Regions from separate parts of the Homo sapiens genome. Here region 1 is linked to region 2. The links are chromatin loops, found by intact Hi-C in ENCODE. Cell type or tissue: Calu3. All regions are shown on one strand. Each heading gives the region's core, and the rest is flanking DNA. Links, peaks and the distances in the headings are about the cores only. Region 1 holds the start of LOC105371321 (a long non-coding RNA gene). Region 2 overlaps SMPD3 (sphingomyelin phosphodiesterase 3).

What was found. Hi-C counts contacts between places; a loop is a spot of excess contacts. Peaks named below come from ENCODE experiments on the same cell type or tissue, not always from the same donor. Only the 100,000 strongest peaks of a DNase experiment are listed, where the experiment ranks them.
Region 1: it touches region 2 in a loop (6-fold over the local background); 45 of 110 quality-filtered maps call a loop at or near these places.

Annotation. Positions count from the first base shown.
Region 1 is chr16:68,515,450-68,525,802 of GRCh38, reverse strand. It overlaps LOC105371321 (a long non-coding RNA gene), which reads left to right and starts at 9,786. Exons shown (of 4, transcript XR_933693.3): 1 at 9,786-10,161. RefSeq lists enhancers at 4,689-4,738, 4,779-4,828, 4,849-4,928. In Calu3, for the core only: CTCF peaks have their summits at 4,833 and 5,035 (motif pointing left); a DNase peak (open chromatin) is centred at 4,972.
Region 2 is chr16:68,392,206-68,402,558 of GRCh38, reverse strand. All of the region lies in intron 1 of SMPD3 (sphingomyelin phosphodiesterase 3), which reads left to right. Among named protein-coding and RNA genes, the nearest start is that of SMPD3, 51 kb to the left of the region's middle. RefSeq lists enhancers at 2,410-3,037, 3,038-3,667, 4,249-4,749. In Calu3, for the core only: a CTCF peak has its summit at 5,812 (motif pointing left); a DNase peak (open chromatin) is centred at 5,848.

The DNA.
Region 1 (10,353 bases), core at 1,644-9,643, 120 kb before region 2:
TCTCAAATACAGATAAATAAAGTCAACAAATAAATAAAATGGGTTCTTTGACTGCTGCAACCAGAGTCCCGGATAATATTCCATGACACTAGCCACCCCCGAACTCAAAATATTCAAAACAGAATAAAGCTAGTACAGATTTTGTTACACTTTTGATTTTGAGTTAATGACAGACTCACAAGAAGTGCAAAAGTAGAACGAAGAGGTCCCGTGTACCCATCACCCAGTTTCCCTCGATACTGGCACCTTACATAATTCTAGTGCATTCTCAAAATCGGGAAATTGATATTGGCACAATATATTTATCTAAAGTCCTTACTTGGATTTTTACCTGCTTTGCATATATTTTTTATGTCTTTGTTTATAATTCTGTGGCACCTTGTCATATGTATATATTAATAGAACCATGGTAAATTTAAGATACAAAACTCCTATTACGACAGAGAAACTCCCTTTGGGCTATTCTCTTTTTTTTTTTTTTTTTGAGATGGGGTCTTGCCCTGTTGCCCAGGCTGGAGTGCAATGGCGTTTTCTCAGCTCACTGCAACCTCCGCCTCCCGCGTTCAAGCGATTCCCCTGCCTCAGCCTCCCAAATAGCTGGGACTATAGGTGCACGCCACCACGACCGGCTAATTTTTTGTATTTTAGTAGAGACGGGGTTTTACCATGTTGGCCAAAATGGTCTCGATCTCCTGACCTTGTGATCCGGCCACCTCGGCCTCCCAAAGTGCTGGGATTACAGGCGTGAGCCACTGCGCCCGGCCTGGGCTACTCTCTTATGGTGATACCCTTTCTAGCTCCTTCTCTAATCCATGACATCTTTATTCTCCATCTCTATACTTTTAAAATCTCTATTACTTTTAAATGTTATATAAATGAAATCATGCAGTATATGAGCATTTAAGATTGTATTTACTTTTTACTCAGAATAACACCCTTGAAGTCCATCCAAGTCATCATGCATATTAATAATTGATTCCCTTTTATTGCTGAAGACTATGCTATTGTATGGAAAACTTTACCACAGTTTGTCATTAGTTCAGTCTAATTAAAGTTTCTTATTCAGATATATGTTGGGGAGGGCAGATAACAAAAAAAAACCGGGCACTCAGTTCCCCAGACCCACACAGCTGTGAGCATCTGGCGCCTTGTCACAGACACCCTGTGGTGACGTCTGATAGGTCTGATCTTAGGTTACTGACACCTCCATAAGCCCCAGAAAATGACTTTCAGTTCAACAAAAGTTCACTGAGCACCTAGTAGCCCCAGCTGTCTGAGTTCCTCTGGTGTTCTGCCACCCTGGGTCATTCTGAAGGGCTCTACAAACCCTTTATTTTTTATATATTTTCATGTATATCGAAATGGGGTCTCGTTATGTTGCCCAGGCTGGTCTTGAACTCCTGGGCTCAAGTGATCCTCCTGCCTCTGCCTCCCAAAGTGCTGGGATTATAGGCATCAGCCACTGCACCCAACCTTCCACACACTCTTGATTCATCTCAACTGCGGTGACTCAGGCCAGAGCCAAGTGGTGTCACCTCAAGGCAATGTAGTCCCTGTGGGTAACAAGGGTCAGCAGTCAGGAGACCTCACACTGGGCTCCAGTTCAGCCACCTGACTTTCCCAGAGAGGCCCTGCTCAGGCCAGTCACTTGTCCCTTCGTCAATTGATGGATGGGCCCCAGGAGTACCCGAGCGAGAGGTGAAGCCAGCTGGACTTCCTGGGTCGAGTGGGGACTTGGAGAACTTTTCTGTCTTACAAGAGGATTGTAAAACGCACCAATCAGCACTCTGTAGCTAGCAAGGGGATTGTAAAATGCACCAATCAGCGCTCTGTAAAACACACCAATCAGCAGGATCCTAAAAGTAGCCAATCACAGGGAGGATTGAGAAAAGGGCACTCTGATAGGACAAAAACGGAACATGGGAGAAGACAAATAAGGGAATAAAAGCTGGCCACCCCCTTCAGCCAGCAGCGGTGGTCCCCTTCAACACCATGGAAGCTTTGTCATTTTGCTCTTAACAATAAACCTTGCTACTGCTCACTCTTTGAGTCCATGCCATCTTTAAGAGCTGTAACACTCACTGCGAAGGTCTGAGGCTCCATTCTTAAAGTCAGCGAGACCACGAACCCACCAGCGGGAACCAACTCCGGCCACCCTAGCATCCCATGTTTGCCCTCACCTGGTCTCTTTTATCACAGGCTTTCCTCATGGGCTTGAAGTCATGAATGTCCACCCAGGCAAGGCTTTCCCCAGATACCTCTGTGCCCCCGAGACGAGGATATTCAATGACCCTGGGATGTGGCTGGTTGTGGGGAGGGGACTGATCCCACGCAGCCATTCAAGACACAGATGGCATCTGAGGGTTTTTGCAGCCAAGCAGAGGACTGTGTTTAGAAACAAAAAAGTGGACAAGGCCGGGCATGGTGGCTCTTGTCTGTAATCCCAGCACTTTGAGAAGCCGAGGCAGGCAGATCGCTTGAGGCCAGGAGTTCGAGACAAGCCTGGCCAACATGGCAAAACCCCAACTCTACTAAAAATATTTTAAAAATAGCCTGGCCCGGTGGCTGTTCGAAATCATGCCACTGCACTCCAGGCCTGGGCAACAGAGCAAGACTCCATCTTAAAAAAAAAAAAAAGAAAGAAAGTGGACAAAATGAGCCAAGGACAGGATAGAGAAGGAGGGCAGAGAAAGAGTGAGGGACTAGAAATTAAACAAATTTGGGCCAGGTGCAGTGGCTCATGCCTGTAATCCCAGCACTTTGGGAGGCTGAGGCGGGCAGATTGCTTGAGCCCAGGAGTTTGAGACCAGCCTGGCCAACATGGCGAAACCCTATCTCTACTAAAACTACAAAAATTAACCGGGCCTCGTGGTATGCACCTGTAGTCCCAGTTACTTGGGAGGCTGAGGCACAAGAATCACTTGGACCCGGGAGGCAGAGGTTGCAGTGAGCCGAGATCGCACCAGTGCACTCCAGCCTGGGCCACAGAGTGAGAACTTGTCTCCAAAAAAAATAAAAAATAAAAAATTAAACAAGATTGTTCTCATGCTATATTTATTGAATTATGTTTGTATCTGAATTTATTTATTTATTTGAGACGGAGTCTTGCTCTGTCGCCAGGCTGGAGTGCAGTGGTGCAATCTGAGCTCACTGCCACCTCCGCCTCCCAGGTTCAATTGATTCCTCTGTCTCAGCCTCCCGAGTAGCTGGCATTACAGGTGCCCACCACCACACCTGGCTAATTTTTGTATTTTTAGTAGAGGTGGGGTTTCACCATGTCGGCCAGGTTGGTCTCAAACTCCTGAACTCAAGTGATCCACCCACCTTGGCCTCCCAAAGCGCTGGGATTACAGGCATGAGCCATGGCACTTGGCCTTGTATCTGAATTTTTAAATAAACTTGCAAATTAATTAACTTGCAAATATTATAGCCGAGATAGTTTTTGTTCATGGCTGATGTCCTCCAACATTACAACCAGATACATGGATCCAAGAACCTGGTCTAGATTGTCCTGAGGCTGGGCCTGCCAGGGGCCCAGTTACAGAGATATTTGACAGCCAAGCAGGTTCTGTCTGTAAGAGGAACTTACCCACTTATGTGCCCACGAACTGTGTGCTGAGTTAACTGAGCTAAGCTTATGACATAAAGGCTTTATTTATTTATTTATTTATTTATTTATTTATTTATTTTGAGATGAAGTTTCACTCTTTCACCCAGGTTGGAGTGCAGTGGCGCAATCTCGGCTCACTGCAACCTCTGCCTTCTGGTTTCAAGTGATTTTCCTGCCTCAGCCTCCCGAGTAGCTGGGATTACAGGTGCCCACCACCACGCCCAGCTAATTTTTGTATTTTTAGTAGAGATGGGGGTTTCACCATGTTGGCCAGGCTGATCTCAAACTCCTGACCTCATGATCCACCCGCCTCGGCCTCCCAAAGTGTAGGACCACAGAGGCTTTGCTTTATTATAAAGAGTAATGGTTTTTGAGAAGAGCTAAGACAGCTCCTTCATTGTATAGATGAAACTAAAGCCCAGAGAAAGACACTAGTTGGAGGAGGAAGAATGTGGTATAGGAAGGAAAAGATGCCTGTCATCTGCTGGAGGGATTCTTAAGTTACATTGTAGCATTATGTCTTCTTAAATTCACCAGGTAAAAGCTTATGCTTAAAACTATTTAAATTCAAAAGTGGTAATTTAAAAAATAGAATGCTGAGTGAAGTGGCTCGAACCTTTAATCCCAGCACTTTGGGAAGCTGAGTCCGGAGGATCACATGAAGTCAGGAGTTCGAGACCAGCCTGGGCAACAAAGCAAGAGCCTGTCTCTACAAAAAATACAAAAATTAGCTGGGCATGGTAGCATGAGCCTGTGGTCTCAGCTACAGGAGGAAGGCTAAGGTGAAAGGACGGCTTGAGCCCAGTAGTTCGAGGTTTGAGGCTGCAGTGAGCTATGATTGCACCACAGCACTCTAGCCTGGGCGACAGAGTGAGACCCTGTCTCAAAATAATAATAATAATAATAATGATGATGATGATAATAAAGTGAACACATTGCTTGACTGGGCTTTGCTCATTTGCTTTGCTTTCTTCCATTCTGTTCCACTTTCTCTTCGCTCTGTTTCCAGGTCTGCTGTTGTGTGATCTCCAAGTGACTTTCCCTCTCTGGGTTGCTATTTCATCTGTACAATGCAGGAGCTGTTTTGGCTGATCCAAAACACCATTTTAATTTTTCCTACCACAACTGCTAAGTCCAGTTCAACCAGTGAAGGTGTGACCTGAGCAGAGGTGAGAAAACACGAAGGTGAAAGTAAGCTGGGTCCTTCATCTCTGCCTGGACCTTGGCCTGGGCTCACGGCCTGCCTGGGGCTGATGGCCACAGACCCCCGCCCCCACCCCAGCGTCTGATACGCCGCGCCTGGGGCGATCTTGGTACCTCCCCGCCACCGCGTGGGGACAACACATTCGCAGCTCCGCGGTTACCAAGGCGACCCAGCTGGTGTATCCTCGGTAGCCCCCTAGCGGACACTTATGGAACCTGCAGTTCTTTCCTTTACCTCGGGCGGCGTATTTCACCTGCAGCCCTGTCCAGAGAGGGGGCGGCTCTCTTACCTGGCCTCTGTATTGCTTCTCTCTACCCTGAGCCTGGCCACCCGCCCCACCTCTCCAGACATTTCGGTTTCTCCTCCAGGGACCAGGCTTCTCTGGCTTTGTCACCCAGGCACAACAGCTCTAATTACCCATCCCTTCCAGCCAGGGTCCTGGGGACTTCAGAAGGGCTGTCACCCACGGCACTTCCAAAGTCCCTCTCGAGAGTGTAAAAGTCTGGCCGGGCGCGGTGGCTCACGCCTGTAATCCCAGCACTTTGGGAGGCCGAGGTGGGTGGATTATCCAGCCTGGCCACCATGGTGAAACCCCGTCTCTACTAAAAATACAAAAATTAGCCGGGCGTAGTGGTGGGCGCTGTAATACCAGTTATTTGGGAGGCTGAGGTGGGTGGATTATCCAGCCTGGCCAACATGATGAAACCCCGTCTCTACTAAAAATGCAAAAATTAGCCAGGCGTAGTGGTGGGCGCTGTAATACCAGTTACTTGGAAGGCTGAGGCAGGAGAATCGCTTGAACCTGGGAGGCGGAGGCTGCAGTGAGCCGAGATCATGCCACTGCACTCCAACCTGGGCGACAGAAAGACTCTGTCTCAAAACAAAAAAAAACAAAGAAGAGAGAGTGCAATTTATTATTATTTTTTTCTGAGACAGAGTCTCGCTCTGTCGCCCAGGCTGGAGTGCAGTGGCACTATCTTGGCTCACTGCAACTTCCGCCTCCCGGGTTCAAGTGATTCTCCTGCCTCAGCCTCCAGAGTAGCTGGGCTACAGGGGTGCACCACCAGGCCTGGCTAATTTTTGTATTTTTAGTAGAGCTGGAGTTTCACCATATTGGCCAGGCTGATCTTGAACTCCTGACCTCAAGTGATCCACCTGCCTCGGCCTCCCAAAGTGCTGGGATTACAGGCGTGAGCCACTGTGCCTGGCAATGAGTGTAAAAATCTTATGTGATGTGGAGTAAAATACCCTTCCCTCGGCCAACCCCCTGTCCACACCCCACCCCCAGCAACCCTTGACTCAGACTCTGGCTTTGGGATCCACTTTTCCTTACAGGCCTCGTGCATCTGTGTGATGGAATCCCATAGGCAGCACAGCCCGGCCGGAATCCAGGGAGCCACTAGTGCATGGGGTGGGGCAGCATCACCAGAACTGGGCATACAGCCTCTGTTGGGAGACAGGCAAGCATACAGACAAGCCAACCCAATACAGGACTGGAGGTGGGCAGTCACAAGGTTGGTGGCGCAGTGTGCTGGGAGCACCACATGGAAGGGGGAGGACCACAGCCTGAGCTGGGCAGAAAGGCTTCCTGGAGGAAGTGATGCTTGAGCCTTGAAGGATGAGTAGGCGCTGGCCTGGGGTAGAGATCTCAGTGATGGCTTGAGGGGTGGGGGAGGACTTCTCTTCAGAGTCTACCTTCCTGAGTGTCACTCCTCATCAGGGCCCCTCCTTGCCCTTTTCCTCTTCTCACCCTGTCCCCATTCCCTGGGCAACCTTCCCCAGCCCAGCAAATGTAACCAGCATCTCCTTGTTACACGTGATCCTTTTCTCCTCGTCACAGGCAGTCCCTGGATGTGCCCTGGACTTGCTTGCCTTCCTGGTGAGTTTATTCATCCTTCAAGACCCAGCTAGAAGGCTGAGCACAGTGGCTTATGCCTGTAATCCCAGCACTTTGGGAGGCTGAGGCGGGTGGATCACTTGAGGTCAGGAGTTTGAGACCAACCTGGCCAACATGGTGAAACCCCGTCTCTACCAAAAATACAAAAATTAGCCAGGTGTGGTGGCGGGTGCTCATAATCCCAGCTACTCGGGAGGCAGAGGCAGGAGAATTGCTTGAACCCAGGAGCCAAGGTTGCAGTGAGCAAGATTGCGCCATAGCACTCCAGCCTGGGCGACACAGCGAGGCTCCGTCTCAAAAAGAAAAAGACCCAGCTAGATGTTCACTCTTTCTGGCACCTTCCCAAAACCACCCTTTCAATCCTGTATTTATTCCACAAACTTCTACTGAACACCAGGTATTAGGCCCAGGATGTGGCCCTACATTGCAACTTTTTTTTTTTTTTTTTTGAGACAGGGCCTCACTCTGTCACTCAGGCTGTGGTGCAGTGGTGAAATCATAACTCACTGCAGCCTTGAATTCCTGGGCTCAACCAATCCTCCTGCCTCAGCCTCCCACGTAGCTAGGACAACAGGCGTGTCCCACTATGCCCGGTTAATTTTTGTATTTTTTATAGAGATGGGATCTTGCTTGTTGCCCAGGCTGGTCTTTAACTGGCCTCATGTCATCCTGTCACACTGGCCTCCCAAAGTGTTGGGATTACAGATATAAGACACCGCACCTGGCCCCTACATTGCAACTTTCTGTTCATCTGTCGGTCTTCCTAGCTGGCCAGGATTTCCTGTGAGCCGGGGGGAAGCTGAGTTGTATATTTTATTAATCCTCAGCCTTTAATATTCATGCCCTGAATGAATGGGTTAATGAATGAATTAATATAAGTACAGCTTCTTGCAAAAAACAAATAAGAAACACCTCAGTTCACAGGGCTGGCACTCTCTGATTTCCAGTTCTGTCCCCTGCCACTCTCTCAAAGGTATTTGGTCATATGTTATTAAATTAAAGTGAATTAAAATTTGCTTGAAATAACTACAGACTCCCCCGCTCTCCTGGGCCTGCAATGACCAGATTACATCTCCTCCAGGCACAGAAGTTTGACATTTCATTGCAAAGTCATTTTCTTCTCATTTCCTTATGTTGCTAAAATATTCTATTTCTCTTCACTTCCCCTTTGTGTCCCCATTACTCACGTTTAGTTAAATTTATCTGCTGCCATTTAATCATCTGAGATAAGCTTGCTGGTGTGGCTGTTCTTAGGGCACTGCCTCGCCTTCCCAGACCGTCTGTCTCCTCCCAGGCCACTCGGAGAATGGGATCCAGACCCCTCCCCCTGGGGACAGAGTGTCTGGGTTACCTTCAGACCCTGGGTTTCTCCCCAAGGCAACTGACTTCAGGGTCCTCCCTGCCCCCAACCCACCCACCGCCTTCCTCCCCAGCCTCCTCCTCTTCTGTTTTCTGGGGTATGGTTTTCATTCCGCCTCCTGACCTGGCACTTCTGTGGCCCCTTTGGTCACACTGAGCAAGTGGCCTCATAATTCTTCTCTCAGTGGGATCAATGAGTAAATCCTTAAAGGGACAAAATATCTAGCAGAGTAGCCAATGTGGGAATTGTTCAGTGCCTGCTTGGGACACTGCCAGACCCACCACATTCCCAGAGCTGGCTGGGGTACCCTTCTCCTCTCTGGCCTACCCATTCTCACAATGTAACCAGGGGAACATTATTCTCCCTGGAGGTAGTTGGTGGAGATCAGAAAGGCACATTTTGCTGGGCGCCGTGGCTCACGCCTGTAATCCCAGCACTTTGGGAGGCTGAGGCAGGCAGATCACATGAGGTCAGGTGTTCGAGACCAGCCTGGCCAACATGGTGAAACCCCATCTCTACTAAAAATACAAAAATTAGCCAGGCATTGTGGCCGGCGCCTGTAACCCCAGCTACCTAGGAGGCCGAGGCAGGAGAATTGCTTGAACCCAGAGGCAGAGGCTGCAGTGAGCCAAGATCGCGCCACTACACTCCAGCCTGGGCAACAGAGCAAGACTCTGTCTCAAAAAAAAAAAAAAAAAGCCTCCTGGGAAGAACAAAAAGACATTGGCAGAAAGAAACTGAAGGTTACTCCTGGGCCAAGGGGCAAAGAAGGGGTTGTCAGGGGACTTAGCCTAAATTTCAATGAGGGACAAAGGGAAAAGAAACTCCATAGGGTCAGTGTAAAGGACAAAGGGAGACAAATAGAAATTGTTTTATAGTTATATTTTATGAGTCACGTTTGTAGGACTATACATATATTATTTATATGTCATTTAATTTCTTTCTTTAAATAAATGTGCTTTATTTAATTAATTTATTTTTTGAGACAGGGCCTCACTCTGTTGCCCAGGCTGAGTGAAGTGGCACAATCACAGCTCACTGCAACCTCAACCTCCTAGGCTCAAGAGATCTTCCCACCTCAGCCTCCTGAGAAGCTGGGACTACAGGCGGGTGCCACTATGCCCAGCTAATTCGTTTTCTTTCTTTCTTTTTTTTAAGAGATAGGGGTGTCCCTGTGTCACCCAGGCTGGAGTGCAGTGGTGCAATCATAGCTCACTGTAGCCACAAACTCCTGGGCTCAAATGATCCTCCTGCCTTGGCCTCTTGAGTAGATGGGACTATGAGTGTGCAACACCACACCTGGCTAATTTTTTAAAAGGTTTTTTGTAGAGATGGGATCTCACTGTGTTGCCCAGGCTGGTCTTGAACAACTGGTCTCATGTGATCCTCTCACCTCTGCCTCTCAAAGCGTAGGGATTACAGGTGTGAGCCACTTTGCCTGGCCTAAAATGTACTTTATTCTTGTGTCAATTCAAAACGTATGCATCTTTCTAGAACAAGATCCTATCTCCGGTCTACATTCATCGATATTTTCTATGATCTACAATTGCATCTAGGTCAAACAATCTATTATCTTTATTATTTCCCAGTTTATGCTCTTAAACTCTTATTTCGTTTAATTTTCACAACAACCCTGAGAGAGAAGAGCTCTTGTTCTTTGTGTTCTATGTCTCAGGACCAGAAATTAAGAAAGGGGTCCAAGGAGTAAGGGACAAGAGCCAAGGTTGATTGGAAAAGTCAGGCCTGGCATTTGGGGATGTAGGCAGTGGTGGTGCCAACAGGTGGTGTCAAGGGGCTTTAGGAGCGGGTGTCAGCAGCTGCCATGGGCTGAACGTTTATGTCCCTCCACAATTCACCAATGTGATTGTATTAGGAGGTGGGAGTCTTCGGGAGGTAATTAGGTCATAGGGTTGGAGCGTGCTCATGCTGGGGATTAGCGCCCTTATAAAACAGGTTCCAGAGAGCTAGCTCACCCCTTCCACCACATGAGGACACAAGGAGAAGGCGCCATCTGTGAACTGGAAAGCAGACCCTCACTAGACGCCGACTCTGCTGATACCATGATTGTGGACTTCCCAGCCTCCAGAACTGTGAGAAGTCAATTTTTGTTGCATATAAGCTGCCCAGTTTGTGGTTATTTTGTTATAGCAACCAAAACAGACTAAGACAGCAGCCCTCCCTCAGATCTCAGTCACACCTCTATTCTTAATTATAGGCAGTTGCTTAGATGCCCTCTGAGGAGGTTCTGGGTGGGGCCTTTTGATAGATGCCTCTAGGACAGT
Region 2 (10,353 bases), core at 977-8,976:
GCCTACCATGCTATATAACAAATCACTACCAAACAGACCACTGGAAGGAGTCACCACGCCTTCCACCACCAGCATAAATGTACCCACTGACCTCATGTGGGCCCTGCTCTGTGGGACTCCTACAGCTTGTGCAAGATGAAAAGCCACACTGAGTTGAGTCATGACTCTGGCTTATTGCTTGTCCTCAGATTATGACAAATATGCACACAGAATCAATCCCTGCCTCCTGGCCCTCAGCACCCAGATGCAGCCCCCTTCCTAGGGCAGTATGTCACATACCTTCCCCATTTTATAGAGGAGAGAAATGGAGGCCTGCAGAGGTGAGGTGCTGTATCACTCAGGGTTCAATCAGGGAGGCAGAATACTACAAGTATAATGGAATCAGAAATTTATTCTAAGAATTAGACCTTATTAATTGTAGGAAGAGCCAGGGAAATGACAGTCTAAAAGGGAGAGAGATGTGACTCAGAGGAAGGTCACTAGCCAGCCGTGGCGTGGGTGAAGGAGAGTCGGAGCTTGCAGGGAGGTCCTGCTAAGGAAGCCTGGGTAGGATTCCGTAGAACCTTGTTGCCTCTTTGTGGCTACCGCCTCTGTGAGTTTTCAGAGAATTGTCTGGTGTGGGCCTGGGGTCGCTGTTGGTCATCTGGGCTGGCAGTCGGGAAGGAGAGCTGAACATAAAGCCATGACAAGTGAGGATAAACTGGAAGCTGCTGTCCTCTTAGCCATTTGGCATGTTTGCCTTGCTGGGATTCTAAAGATCTGCGACGAAGGCATTTATATGGTCCTAGGTGCTTTAAGAAGGCTTCCAGAAAACCTGGTATGACAGCCTGCCTTGTACCTATGAAATTCTCCTGTTCTGGCCAGCACAGTGCCCTGAAACTTCCCCTTGCAATAAGAAGATTGAAGTTCCTGGAACCAGGCTATTGGTGTGGGGATCTCAGATAATTACCTTTTAGGCAAGGCCAGGATTCAGGGAGATTCTTGGACATGCCCTGTCCCACCTCCACCCTGACTCTAAAGCATGCTCCAAAGACAGGGCCCTGTCTTCAAACTCACCCCCTGTAACATCCCACTTACGCCCCAGCCCCTGCTGCCTCCTATACCCCTATCACCCCCAATTCCACTTCCAACCCCAACCGCCCAAACTCAAGTCTTGCATTTTCTACTCCCTACTGGGCATCACCACTGAGCTGGGTGGCAAAAACCTAAAAAATTGGCTCAGAAAACCTCCAGTGCCAGTGACATCAAGTCCAAATGCGTCAGCTACATGTTGAAGTGCTCCCTGCAACAGGATATGGCATGCCCCTCCCCTCAGCCACTGTGTTTCCCTCAGGTGGACTGGGGCAGAAAAGGGGTGAGACGCAGGGATGCTGTGGAAAGTGCCCAGACTTTGGAGCATGACAAATCGGAGCTCAAGTCCCAGTTCTGACACTCACGGATGCTGGCCTGGGTGGTTCATTCAAGACTCTGTACTTCTGTTTCACTATCTGAGCTCTGAGGCCAGCACCTCACAGAGGGTGGCACTGGCAGTGCTCTGAAGGTGAGGGGTGGGGGTCAGGAGAAAAAAGTTCAATCCAGTGCAAAACTAGCAGATCCAATCACAAGCATCCAATAATCTGATTATTGTTTGGCCTCTGTGATCCCACAAACCACCACTTAGAAGAGAAATCCTCTCTCACTCAGAGCTGGCCAGAAGTTGCCATGTACCTGAACCCAGTTACAGTCGTCAGCCACAGAAGGGGCTGGTATGACTGGCCCTGCCCACTGGGTGATTGCTCAGGTTTGGTTTTGAACAGAGCAGTGTTCCAGGTGTCTAGGCACCTTTGTCGGGGCTGGAGAGGCACAACCATGGCAGATCAAGGCTGCAGGGACACATGGCCAGTCTGAAACATGCCCCCATCTGTGTGTGGGACATACAAGTGTGTGTACTTGTAGCATATGGTACTAAAAAAGTTCATCTCTTCCACTTAATTTTTATAAAACTGTCAGAAAGTGCAAGTTGAGGATTCTTGTCTGAATCTAATCCAACCACTACTGTAGTCTAACCCATGGGCCAGCTTCTGTCCCTTGATAAATGTGACTTAGAACAACCATATTGAATTAGGAGCTGATTATATCTGATTTGCCCTGTAACAGGGTTAGGTCCATTTCCTGGGATATAGCAGAAGGGCCTGATGGTCACCAAGCTAATCCATAATTATCGTTTAAAATTACAGCCCAAATGGGTCATGCTGGCAAGGTCAGGGGGACACCCTGGCAGAGCTGGGCTGGACTCAACAAGAAACCTCACAGCTTCCAGCACCTCCACAAAGCCCTTAACCCTTACCCAGGACCACATCACCCCCGACACGTATTTGAGGGTGGTTCCTTCTAGAGGCCACTTGGCAGAGGCAGGAAGTGGGACTAGGAGGCTCTGTGGCAGGATGGATTGAGAACAGCACTGGTTTTAGAGTCAGACAGACCTGGGTTCAAATCCCAGCTCCTCCACTGTGATCTTGGTAGCATGCTTTACCCCTCTGGGCCTCAGTTTCCTCATCTGTAAAATGGTGACTACAATAGTAGCTGCCCTGCTATGGAGTAGAGTGGAGAGGTGTGGTGACATCCACACTGGTGCCTGGGGAGGCATGAGGCTACGGAGAGAAGCTGGGCCCAGGCCAACTTGGCCTTAGCCCTGAGACAAGGCAGGGCTTTGGGTTTATCGTGGATGTCACTGATGTACTGTGTTTATAGCAAGGGGCTCCTCTCTGGACATGATCACTACTGAAGCAAAGTCCATACCTGGCCACTGCTGCAGTCTTCCAAATGATGAGGACGAGGCAACCTGGCAGTCCAGGCGAGCAGCAGCTGATTGGGTTCCAAGTCATCCAGGAAGAATGGCCAGTGGGGGGTCTGACCATCATTCTTCCTTCCTCCCCACCCACTTGCCCCTACATTGCATCAGCTGCCTCTAGGGAGCCTGGGCCTCAAGGCTCCTTCTTTGTGGGTGTCCACAAGATGGGATGGATGGCACTTGGCTCTTGAAGGGGACCCCACAGGCCTAGAAGGGGTCCCTACTTCCCTCCATTCCAGGCAGCAGATGTACTGGGGGCGTGGGGACAGCAGAGTTGTTCTCTTTACATCCAAGGCCTGTGGGACCAGGGGCTGACATTCATAAACGAAGCACAGTGGTGAGTGGACATGCTATGGGGCACCAGACCATGGGGCAGTGGGGGTAAGAAGGTGGCTCCTCCTTCTCACCTCCTGACCTTCACCTTGAACCCAGAGCAGGAGCCAGGTAATAGGAGAAGCCAGAAGTCCCCATGTGGGGAAAATGGGACCTCACTGCACAGCCTAGCCAGTCCTGATTTTGAATCCTGAAGTGACCTCCCCCCAAGCCCACCCACAGGGACATTTTCTGGCTTCAGCATTTGAATGAGAGTCTGAGAACCCAGAGGTGTAGGCAGAGGCTGGGCGGGCCTGAGGAGGCCGGGAGGATTTGCTCTCTTTGTTCAGAGCCAACAACTACAGGCTCAGTGTTTTTAAATGTTTGAATCAACAGAGGGACTGTTTATCACTATTTTAAATAAGAAACGTAATTAAAGGTTAGTGAGTCCCCAGAGCTCCTGGCCACGATGTCAAAGGCTTCCTTGACCTGGAGCGGGGAACAGAATGAAAAGTGACCACAGACACACTCCACTTCGGTGTGCTCTGCCACAGATCCCGCCTGATGGGTGCTCCCACCAAGGCCCACAAAAGATTCTGTGGCTAATGGAATGGCATTTCACATAGGTCCACGTTTTTCTCATTCCTAGGTGGCTTTTCTTTCTAAACTTGGGAACATGGAGATTCTATTTTAAGAGCATGAATTACTGTCCAATTTTAATGTAACTAATGCAAACCAAAAACCAACTTTGAACTGAGGAAAGGAAACAAAAGCAATTTATGGGATAATTTTGTGTTCACATCCCTCAAGATTACTTGAGAACACTTGTCTGATGCATTTATTTCTGGTCAAGAAAAGTGAATCGCCAGCTTTTTGGTGGTTTCTGGAGAACAAGGTGAAGGTTGGCCACATCAGCCTGGAAGACTCCAGCTCGGCCACCTCAGGCCAGGATCCTCCTCGGGGCTCAAAGAGGTAGTGTCAGGAAGGTAAAAATAGTGTGAGGGATTCGGCACCAGCTTTCTGACACATGGTTTTCTCATCCCGGGGACTGCCACGTAGGGCCCTCCTTTTCCAGCTATTCTAAGTGAAAAAGGAAAAAGTAAGGTTATTTGAGAACTACATAAAAACAGCGCTATATTTCAAGCACCTTTTCTGTGAACTTCCTCCCTTCCCAAGTGCTCTTTTTGGCTCTTCTTTCCTCACCAAGCCAAAAATGGGATAAGCCCCAAGCTTCTGTCCTTGACCCCCTTTTTCCCTCTGCCTGTTCTCCCTGAGAACATCCACAGCTGCAGCTCCAGCAGGGGCCCAGGTGGCCACAGCCCTAGCACATTCCAGACGCCCACCCACCTCTTGGACTCCCTCCCTCCCTCCCTCCCTGACGAAGCCCCAACATCCCAGAACCAGATTCTGCATCTCCCTCTGGAAGGCTGCCTTTGGGGCATATTCCTCCCTGTGGTTGTCATCCCCTGGCCTTGCCTGTCTGCAGGTGGCCAAGACTGTTTGACATGTGACCCAGGTCCCAGACCCTCTAGAGGCCACCTCTGGGGTGGTGCCAGGAGCAATAGAGGCTCACTGTAGGAGGCCCTAAGACGAAGCACTGCCACCAGGGGAGGGGGGAAGGCTTCCTGAAGAGACCACCCCCCGCCCCCGCAAAAGGCCAGAAGATGAGGAGGAGCTGACCAAGCAAGGCGTGGAATTCCAGGCTAGGGAAAGGCCCTCCCGGAGAGAGAACGGGACCAAGAAGGAAAGAGGAGAGCTCTAAGGACAGGATTGGCAAGAAGTGCGACAGGAGAGGAGGCAGATGTGGGGCATGGATTTTATCCTGGGGGCCATGAAAGAGTTCTCAGCGGGGAGGGTACCCAGGTGTGTACCTAGAAAGATCACTCTGGCTTCTGTATGGAGAACAAATGGAGGGCGCAAGGCTGAAGGACACCAGGGAGAGACAATGGGCTTGACCGGGGTGTTCCCCATCATCCCTCAGCCCCACAGCAGAACTCTACCTGGTTCCTGCTGGGTTTATACCTCCCAATCCCCACCAGCTCTCTGACCATTCAGATATCCAGGACAACAGTTGATGGATGAATTCACACTCCAGTGTTAAGAACAAATCATGGCAGCATCCACCTTGAATCCCTCTGGGACAGAGGAGGAGGCAGGTAAGAGGGAAGGGTGGTGGCTAGCAAGACTTCCCAACCCCTGGGGTGTTCCTCCCTTACCTATGGGTGCCTCCTGTGTATTAGAGAGCCCCATCGGTCAAAATGCTAACCAGGATGGGGCTGCAGATAAGTCTTGCTCACAGAATCTGTGCCACCCTCTGCTGTGTGACTGAGCAAGTCACTTATGCCCCTCCAAGCCTCAGTTTTCATCTCTGAGTACGGGATCAATAATACCTACCCTCCCCAGGCTGCTTAGGGGATGAAACAAGACGTTGTGCAGGGAATGCTCTGAACACAGTGCCTGGCACACAGTGGGTACCCCAAAACATTTTTTATATAATCATGTTGATGAAGATGATGATTCCAGTAAGCTATAGGCACTCACAACACACACGTGAGTTCACACAGCTTTTAAATTTCAAGTCTCCATCTTGCATTTTCGTTTTGTTTTCTTTTGTTTTACCACAAAGTAGCCTCATTGAGGCAATAATTCAAACAATTGGGAGCAGTTTCTCACAGCTCCTGCTGTGCCCCCTGGTGTGTACAAAGGGAATCGAACCTTCTGGTGATGGACATGCCCGCCTGGCTAGAAATCACTTTATTGATTCCACCGAGGTTCCTGGAATGCCTGTCAGGGACTGGGCCCTGTGCTTGGAGCTCAGGGGGCTCTACGCTGCCAGTACAAAGCCCCAGGGTGTGAGACTGAGGGGAGGGGGTTGGAAGCTTTAGAGCTGAGCCTTGGAGGAGGGGTGTCAGGTGGACCACCAGGGTGTTCCAGACACAGGGTACAGCATGTGCAAAGGCATGGAGGCGTGAAAGAGCATGGTATGTCCCAGGAACAGTGAAAGCTAGAGGTCGGGGCCATCACATCAAATCAGTGGGAGAAAGAGGGGCAGAAACGAGACTGAGGAGGGCAGGGCCTGGTCACTGGGGTCCTCAAGCCAGGCCAGGTAGAAGGATCGATCCTGGGGGTAGAGGGAGATCTGGAGATGCTGGACAAGGGCAGAATGAGCTCAGAGCTGCTGCTGGTGGGGATCACAGGCTTCAGCCCAATTAGGAGGGAAGGGGCTCAAAGCAGGCAAGACAGGAGGAGGCCCTGGTGGCGGTGACAGCCACGGAGGGGTTGGGAGTAGGGACTAGAAATGGACTCAAGAACTAGGAGTAATTGGCCTTGACTCTGGACAGGACACTTGGGGCTAAGGGAGGGGCCAAGGACAGAGTAGACAACTAGGGGCTACACCCGCTGAGGCTGGAAGGGCAGGGCTGGGCCGCCCAGGCCAGGCACACTGAGTTGAGGCACCCCTGGGACAGGACTCTGCTCCCTGCCTTCCCTCAACAACTTTCAGTCTGTTTTTCTCTCTTCTTTAACTGCCACAATAGGAAACCAAGATCTTTTTTATTGTTTGATATATTCCTCATTTTTAATTTAAAAAAAAGAGTAAGTGAAATGTTTTCTATTTCCTTCTCAAACAGAAAAGCAACATTACCTATACACATAGTCTCTCATGTATAGGAATGTCTAGATTTTACTTTTCCCTTGATGTATTTTTTTAAGACAGTTTAGGCACCGGGATGAAATTTAGAGCTGTCTGTCACCTTGGTGCTCAGCTAGCTGCCACTCAGGGTCACCCCTTAAGTGGGCCCAGGCTAGGGCGGCCACAGGCCTGAGCTCACCTGCCCCGTCTCAGGCTCATTGCTCAATGGCTTGAGGTGAACTGGGACATGACGGCTATGGGACTGAGATCTTCCCTCAAAGCCAGAGGGCACGCTTTAAACCCTGGAGATGATGACGTTTTGATAAAGTTTAAAAAAACTATTTCACTCTGCAAGACAAACAGCTAATAAAATAGAATCTTTTTTGGTAACCACCCATACACCAATCAATCTGTCACTCGAAAAACTAGTTCCCAAGAAGTGTGAAATGAGGCCACTCTGGAGTTCTGTGGGAACAGAGAGCCCCTGAAAAGCCTTCCTCTCGACCAGATTACAGTTGCCACCCAACAAAGGGAAAATCTCTGATTCTGAGCACAGGAAATACACAGCTAATTAGTTGCTCAATCAATACTGACTTTTGGAAGGTGAGCCATGAGGCTGGGGGTCACTGTTACACTGTTTATGTGCCCCCAGTCCACACTATCACCTATAATCCTGCCTCTTTTTTTTTTTTTTCCAATTCCAGCCCCCTTAGGAAAGATATATATATATGTAAGCATTTCCCACCCAGGGGGGCTAGCCAAGGGAGTGATGCCACAGGGGCCTCTTCTGCACTGCAGCCATTCAAGCAACAATTTAAAACAAAGGGTCATTCAACACCACCAACAAAAATCAATAGGACAAGCCTCAGTCATAAAACACATCTCTGTGCCCACCTGAGGCCACCATTGGAATGAGATTTCACCTCACTCACTGTCTCTGTATCTCCAGCTCTGCCTGATGGCCTCTTGTTTTTTCTATTTTCCCTTAGCTCTAATTCCCTATTTAAACAAACAAGCAAAAAAAGTCTCATATTGTACATAGGATACAGTTTAAGTTATCTTAAATCTTTTGGGGAACAAGAGAAAATAAATGATAAATAATCAGAACCTGCCCAAAGCAGCTGTGACTGAAGAATTCTGAATCCTGCTGCACTAAACTTAGAAGGAAAGCAGACAGCTACAAGTGCTAAATGATGAGCAGCAGTGTCTGCATGCAGTAGGCGCCTAATAAATGTCAATTAATTTGTTTTTTAAATGATGGAATCTGAAGGAACAAATAAGAGGAACTGGATAATAACTACTTTGAAAGAAATAAATGACAACAACAACAAAATACTGACAGAAACAGATCAGAAAAAATAATAGCTGTAATTCCACGGTGAAAATTATAAAAGAATTAGAAAACACCTGGAAGTAGTAATTGGCATTAACAGAAACAAATACAACAAAGAAATTAGTGATGTTGAGGATAAGGTAAGACATGAAACCTAAAATGTAGACAAAGAAAACAGAGGAGAAAATAACTGATTTGGAAAATGGAAAATGGTATCACAGCCCTAAAGTAGGCCTAGAAGAGAGAGACGAATGGATGAGGAACACATAAAGGAGACATCAGGAAAGAAATAATATAAGAAAAGTTTCCAGAAATGAAAAAACAGCTCAGCCTAGAACTAAAGAAAACACACTGTGCCTTTCAAATTCAACTCTGTGGGAAAGACATAAGCATTTCCTAGTGTAAATTTTGAATTATAAATTATCCAACAAGCTGAAGTGAAGGGAGATATGTTCTTCTGAAATTGGTAAGAATGACAAGAGAACTGACATCACAAATATTAAAGACAAAATGAGCCTCAAAAAACTGTGCAATTCTGACTGCACAAGTAGATTCTAACCACATCAGTTATGCTCCTAAACAAGACTTGTTCTCTGCAAGTAGGGGAAAGCAAAGTCTTCTAAAAATTGGGGGAAAGTTGTGCACAATTGTACTTTTTTAAAGCAAAGGAGAGTATCTGATTTTTACAAAAATATAAAAGACAAAAGCTATCTTATATAACAAGAAATTAGAATTAGAATGGACCAATTGAAGAAGAAAGAAAGAATAAGTGATCTGACAAAATGTAGTCACTCCCAAGAGTCCGCCTACACTCTAATATTCTCAAACCTGCTCCAATCCAGACCTCAACTCTGAGTTCTGGGTCTGAAGATCCAAATTCTGTCTGGACATGTCTATGCAAATGTCCCCCAACACCACAAACTCTGCCTTCACCCATTCACCCACCCCCACTGCCAGTGAGCAACTTCACTAGCCATACAGTTACCTGAACCAGGAGACCTCTGAATAAATTCCTGGTCCATTTTCCTTTTTGTTTTTTTTGTTTTTGAGACAGAATCTCGTGCTCTATCGCCCAGGCTGGAGTACAGTGGTGCTATCTCAGCTCACTGCAACATTGACCTCCTGGGTTCAAGCGATTCCCTGGCTTAGCCTCCTAAGTAGCTGGGACTACAGACTCACACCACCACACCCAGCTAATTTTTGTGTTTTTACTAGAGATGGGGTTTTACCATGTTGGCCATGCTGGTCTTGAACTCCTGACCTCAAGAGATCTGCCTGCCTCGGCCTCCCAAAGTTCTGGGATTACAGGCATGAGCCACCATGCCCAGCCTCCTGGTCCATTTTCATGTTACCCAGGTACCCCTTGGTCCCCATCCATTTGTATAAGTCTGTTTGGGCTACCATAACAAAATACCATAGACTGGGTGGCTTAAACAACCGAAATTTAGTTTCTTACAGGTTAGAGGCTAGAAGTCTGAGATCAATGTTCTGGCTGATTCAGTTTCTGGTAAGGGCTCTCTTCCGGGCTTGTAGACAGCCACCTTCTCACTAAGTCCGCATATGGCTTTTCCTTGGTATGTGTGAGCACTTTGGCATCTTTTTTTTTTTTTTTTTTTTCCCAGACAGCGTCTCATTCTGTCACGCAATCTCAGCTCACTGCAACCTCCGCCTCCTGGGCTCAAGTGTGCCTCAGCCTCCTGAGTAACTGGGACTACAGGCGCACATCACCATACCCGGCTAATTTTTGTCTTTTTAGTAGAAACAGAGTTTCGCGTGTTGGCCAGGCTGGTCTCTAACTCTTGGCCTCAGGTGATCCTCCTACCTTGGCCTCCCAAAGTGCTAGGATTACAGGCGTGAGCCACTGCACCTGGCCTGGCATCTCTTCTTATAAGAACGCTAATGTTATCAGATCAGGGGCCCATCCTTATGACCACCTTTAAACTTGATTACAAATGCTCCTCAACTTATCAGGGTTACATCCCTATATGCCCATTCTATGTTGAAAATACAGTTCCTTGAAAATGCATTTAATACACCTAAACTAGCAAACATTATAGCTTAACCTAGCCTACATTAAACATGTTCAAAACACTCACATTAGCTTACAGTTGGGCAAAATCATCTAACAAAGTCTGTTTTATAATAACTACTAACATTTTATAATAAAAAATTAAAATAATAAAAAGAAAAGGTCAAAATTCAAAGTACAATTTCTATGGAATGTCTATTACTTTTGCACCATTGAAA